Linked DNA regions of Mus musculus: region 2 is linked to region 1. Evidence: chromatin contacts called from ENCODE POLR2A ChIA-PET data. All regions are on one chromosome and are shown on one strand. Each heading gives the region's core, a stretch centred on a gene start or an enhancer-like site at or near the end of the contact. The rest is flanking DNA. Distances are from core to core; before and after follow the strand shown.

Region 1 (2,700 bases), core at 146-2,645:
AATGCCATATGTGTGTACAGCACACACAAAATGAAAAAAGCGAAACTCAACAGAATCGACAACTTACACATCTATCACTGGCAGATAAAGCCCACATTATGCACTGTTGTACACAATGTTGTACAGTAGTAACGAGGGAAATCCCACTGACACAGAAAATTCTTAGTTGAAAAATAGCAAATAATTGCTTTTTTTGTTATTGTTCGAAAAATGTTACTTTTCTAGAAAGAGATATGTGTATCATAATGAGCAGGAAGTTACATATCATGCTACAGATAAGAGTGGGAGGTTGTGTCAGGGGACTTACTTTTATTTATAAATCTTTTCTCTGGGTAGCAGTGTGTGTGTTTGGTTGGTTTCGTTTTTGAGACAGAGTTTCTCTGGGTAGCCTTGGTTGTTTGTTGTGGAACTTGCTCCGTAGACCAGGATGGCCTCAAGCAGGTAGAGATCTGCTTGCCTCTGCCTCCCAAGTGCTAAGATTAAGGCCACCACCACCAGTCCGTTCCTAATCTTTACATCACATGAATACTCATTTTTTAAAAAAAGATTTATTTATTATTATATGTAAGTACACTGTCTTTAGACACACTAGAAGAGGGAGGGCATCATATCTCATTATGGGTGGTTGTGAGCCACCCACCATGTGATTGCTGGGAATTGAACTCCGTACCTTTGGAAGAGCAGTCAGTGCTCTTACCCACTGAGCCATTTCACCAGCCCGAATACTCATTTCTTTTCTTAATTTTTGAACGGTGTTGTTGATGGAATCCAGAGCCTTAACTACGCCAGACAAGAGCTGTATCTCTGAGCTATTTTCCCAGCCCTGAACCATTCCTAAGAAGAAACAATGACGGTACCAAAGGTCAAGCCAATTAAAGTCTTATTTTTTAGTTTGCAATATCGTCTCTCGTACTATTGGGGTTCAGAGTTAAAGCCAATCCGTCACAAACACGGTTTATCTCCGGCCCATCAGCGAACATCATTCTTGTGGCTTAGGTTTTTCAATGAACCCATAAAGTTGGAGTGGTCCCCTGTTATCTTGCCCAAGTCCAGGGCACACGCATGCGCCTCTTCCGCGTCGCCGCAGCGAATGCAGCTCAGTATGATTCCGTCGCGCGGATGCCCCAGGTAACCGGAAGAAGGCCAAGGACTTCGCAATCCACGAGAGCACCTGCTCCCACGCGGGGTTCCGCTAGGGTTCCGCATCGAAGCGTCCGGCACCGATGCTGGCAGAAGTCCCGCGAGGAGTAACCCGGCCGCGAACCGTGACGTGGCCCAATCCGCAGCCAGCTCTGGCAGTTTCGTCCCAACCGGTACTCAGGCCCAGCTGCGTCCTCGAGGGGCGGGGCCGCAGAGGGGCGGGTCTTCTACGTGGACCAATGGGGTCTCGCGCCGGGTCTCGTGGGCGGTGCTAAGTGCGCGGCGCAGGGCCGAGCGGCAGGGGCGCCAATGAGCGTGCGCCGCGTCCGGGGCCGGCTGGTGCGCGAGACGCCGCTGAGAGGTTGGTGGCCACTGTAACAGTTTGCAAACGAAGGGGAGTTGTGAAGGGCCCGGGGTTGGGGTCGTGCTGCTGGCCGTGTGGGTACGTCCTCGCCGCCTTGATCCCGGAGCGAAGGACACAGGAGCTGAAGGCCAGAGGGAGCGGGGGTGAGGATGGAGCAGCCGTCGGGCCGCGGCTCCTAGGGGAGGCAGCGTGCTAGCTTCGGGGGCGGGCCGGTAGCCGGAGCGAGGGCCGCACGGACACCGGTCCCTTCGGTCCTGAAGTTCAGGCGCTGAGCTGCCCCCTCGCGCTCAGGGTGGGCCTGAATCCATTTCTGGGAGTGGGATCTTCCACCTTCGTCAGGTGAGGTTTAGGTGAACATCCACCCGGCTTGTAACCTTAGCCTGCACAACGTCTGCGTAGGCAGCGTGGCCCAGGAGTGGGATGGGCAAGGAGGGTGGGCTGGACAATGCTCAGGGAATTCAGAGAAGGGGACAAACCCTTCTGTGCCAGCCATCCCCAACGTCATCACCTTCCAGTTCCTGCCCAAGCTCAACCTGGCTTTCCCGGCCACCCGGGAACCCCAGGTGTGAGGTATTTGAGCCGATTTCGAGGGTCCTGGCCAAGCTCCAGGTGTCTGACAGGTACAGTGCTGTGGTGTGCCGATTGCTTACCTGTACGTAGACCGAAAAAAGGTCAACTCTTATTTGTCTAAGTAAGTGGTGGAGGGCCCTTTTGCTTCGGCCCGAATGTGAGACACTTGGGAGGATGTTTAAAATGATTGAAACTCCTCAGGAAGGAAGAGAAGAGGTCGAGCTGCTGTGCTTTTTTGCCAAAGTGCAACAGATAAGAATCTTTGAGCTTGTCTGTTCTGGGATGTGGTTCTGTTTCCTTCTTCATTCAGCATCCAGTTACAAGTGTTTTTCCTTTCCCATTAGGGTCACAATGGCAGCCACAGTAAGAAGGCAGAGGCCAAGGAGGCTACTCTGTTGGGCCTTGGTGGCTGTCCTCTTGGCAGACCTGTTGGCACTGAGCGGTATGTACCTGGCTAAGGTGTTAAAGAAGAATGGAAGGATAAGAGGGCACAAGGTGCCTACTCGAGTTTGGGGTTGCTGGATCTAGCCTTTTTCTTTGTCTTTGCCATGGAAAGCAGGCTGCTTCCATTGATTTGCCTTAGGAAGGCAGGAGGGTGTGGGAAGCAGAGAACTGACAGAGAAACC
Region 2 (2,700 bases), core at 37-2,536, 39 kb after region 1:
ATCACACTCCCTCAGAACTCCCCAATTTAAAGAAGCTCTCGTGGGGCTGGTGAGATGGCTCACCCGACTGCTCTTCCGAAGGTCCGGAGTTCAAATCCCAGCAACCACATGTTGGCTCACAACCATCCGTAACGAGATCTGACTCCCTCTTCTGGAGTGTCTGAAGACAGCTACAGTGTACTTACATATAATAAATAAATAAATAAATAAATCTAAAAAAAAAAAAAAAAAAAAAAAAGAATGGCATAAAAAAAACCACTTTAAAAAAAAAAAAAAGAAGCTCTTGTGCCTGACAAAGACCTGGATAACTCACGAACACGTAACTCACCGTGCATAATCCTGGGGGGAGATCAGAAACTTCTCTTTCATCTGGGCATTGGCCTTGTTCTCCCACCAGAATTTGTTGGTGGCTTTCTTGTGCTCTGGGCTGAGAATGGAGAGAAAGAGTAATCGTAGCTAGTCATTAAGAGAGTAAAACTGTACCGAATGTCAGAGCACTAGGTAAGTAATGCAGATTGGCCATTGGGTTGCTTCTGTGGGCTTGGCAGAGAGAAGAGGATTGTTTATACCAACCTCTTCAAGACCTCTATCTTGGGACTCCTTTCTTCCAATAAAGTGTGTGGTGGTGGTGAGAGGAGAGCAACCTGGCTTTTCTAGAAAGATCACCCACACCACTGGGACCGTGGAAGGGCTAAGATCCACTAAACTCCACGGTTGGCCAGGTAGTTCAGTCCATAACCCAACTAAGTCACAAAGTCGACCTTCCTTCTCCCCAATTTCAACTTCCCATGCCACACGTGTGTACAACTCTCTGTCTGTACGGGGGAGGTGGGTGTTTTCCAGTTGTCACCTGGCCAGATGTTCCAGCAGACCCCCGTGTAGCACTGTCAGGTTGCCATGGCTCAGGTGTTTTCGCACTTCGCAGCCACAGCACGGGCACCAACAGCACCGATCGTGCTCGGGGACATAGCGCTCCACCTGGGCGGCGCGGACGGCCCGGCGGGCGGCCTCCACCTGCAGGACAGAAGCCAGCTAGGACCCTGAAACCAGCCCACATTCCTGGCCTCCCCAGCCCCGGGTCCGCACCTGCGGTAGAAGCCGCTCCAGAGCCCCCTTCAACTGCCGCTGGTGCTTGTGGCTGTAGACGTGACCGCGACCACAGAAGAAAGTTTGCCGACACAGAGGACATCGCTGCGGTGGCGCCATAGACCCAGGACCCGGGAACACCCACACAGCGGCGGCTCGTCACCACCCACTGACCCCTGACCCTTCCGGGCCGGACGGGGCGGGGCGACCTAGGAGCTCCCGGTTCCCCTAGAGGCAGTAGGCGCTATTGCAATCCGTTCTGCGGCTGCGCGGAATATTCACTCCGGGCCCCCACCTCCCACGCACCCGCAGAAAACCCGGCAGCTTGTGAAAGAACGAGAAAGAATGCACGCCAGTTAGGACCTCAGATCGCACACTTTCAGGCGTTGACAAAGACCCAGTTTAGCGTAACAACGCAGAACTGGTAATTTCAGGGCGCACACTGTGACCCCGTGCTTTGTGCTAATGACCTCACCGAATCCTCACGTCGATGCTTTGTGGTGTGAGATTATTGGCATTTTACACATGGGAAAAAAAAAATCTACTCCTGAAGAAATGAGGACCTCTGAGGAAAGCTAGAGAGGTGTATTAAGCAGCCCCTCCAGCTTCCCTGAGACCTGCAGGGGTCTAAGTCACTGTGATATTCTTTTTTTTTTTTTGGTTTTTCGAGGAAGGGTCCTGGAGCTCACTTTGTAGACCAGTCTGGCCTCGAAATCAGAAATCCGCCTGGCTCTGCCTCCCAAGTGCTGGGGTTAAAGGCGTGTGCCACCACTGCCCGGCAGACTGTGATATTCTTAATTTTCAAAGGTGTTCTGCACAAGAATATTCTCTGTAAGTCATTTCTCCGAGCATTGGCTGGGAAATCTAATTCTGAAAACTTGAATGGTTACAGTGAATCATGCTCTATCGCCATTACAAGAATAATGTCATACGCCGCCCAGGTCAGACCCAATATGTTTTTCCCCATTTGTTCCAAAGTTGCTCAAAGCAGTCTGCTCCCAAGGTCTCTGCAATTAAGCTTACTTGATAGTATTTTCCTGCCAGTCTCCTCTACCAAATGCTCATTTCCCACCTGAACTTGGCTTGTGTGAAACAAAACCCAGCATCTTTACAATTAAGTTCCTTGAGTGGCCAGGTTTCCAGCGCCTGCATATACAGGTAGTCAAGCCCCACCCGGCAGGAAGGAAAAAAAAATCCTGTATTAGGCTTCAAAATCCTACCAATCCCTGAGTTTGTCCCAAAAAAATCAGACTATAGAATTCCACCAATCACTGAGTTTACCCTAAAAACATGCCACAGAATTCCACCAATCACTGAGCTTGCTCCTAGAGCAGGTCACAAAATTCCACCAATCCAGGAGTTTGCCCAAGATCAGACCATAAAATCCCACCAATCAAAAACTACCCTGGAAAGTGCCCCGCCAATCCCATTCTATATTATGCTTGCCTCGTATGTGGTTCCTTGCTGCTTTTTGCCTGGGTAGAGACGATCTTTTTCTTGTATCTTTCCCAATGCATCTCTTGTGTGAGGCGGTACTTTGTAGGATCCCTAGGCTCCCGACGACTGAACTTGGATCTTCGCAACAGCAGGTGCTCTTCACCACTGAACCATCTG

What was found. ChIA-PET counts read pairs that join two places held with the same protein, here RNA polymerase II (POLR2A).
Region 2: POLR2A ChIA-PET joins it to region 1 with 56 read pairs in embryonic stem cell. The contact joins the promoter of Ccdc84 here to the promoter of Hyou1 in region 1. POLR2A ChIA-PET finds 5 or more read pairs at or near these places in 4 of 5 experiments (Patski and embryonic stem cell).

What each region holds. Positions count from the first base shown.
Region 1 is chr9:44,378,095-44,380,794 of GRCm38, forward strand. It overlaps Hyou1 (hypoxia up-regulated 1), which reads left to right and starts at 1,396. Exons shown (of 26, transcript NM_021395.4): 1 at 1,396-1,501; 2 at 2,419-2,516. The coding sequence starts at 2,426.
Region 2 is chr9:44,416,783-44,419,482 of GRCm38, forward strand. It overlaps Ccdc84 (coiled-coil domain containing 84), which reads right to left and starts at 1,287. Exons shown (of 11, transcript NM_201372.4): 1 at 1,087-1,287; 2 at 851-1,014; 3 at 329-427. The coding sequence starts at 1,206.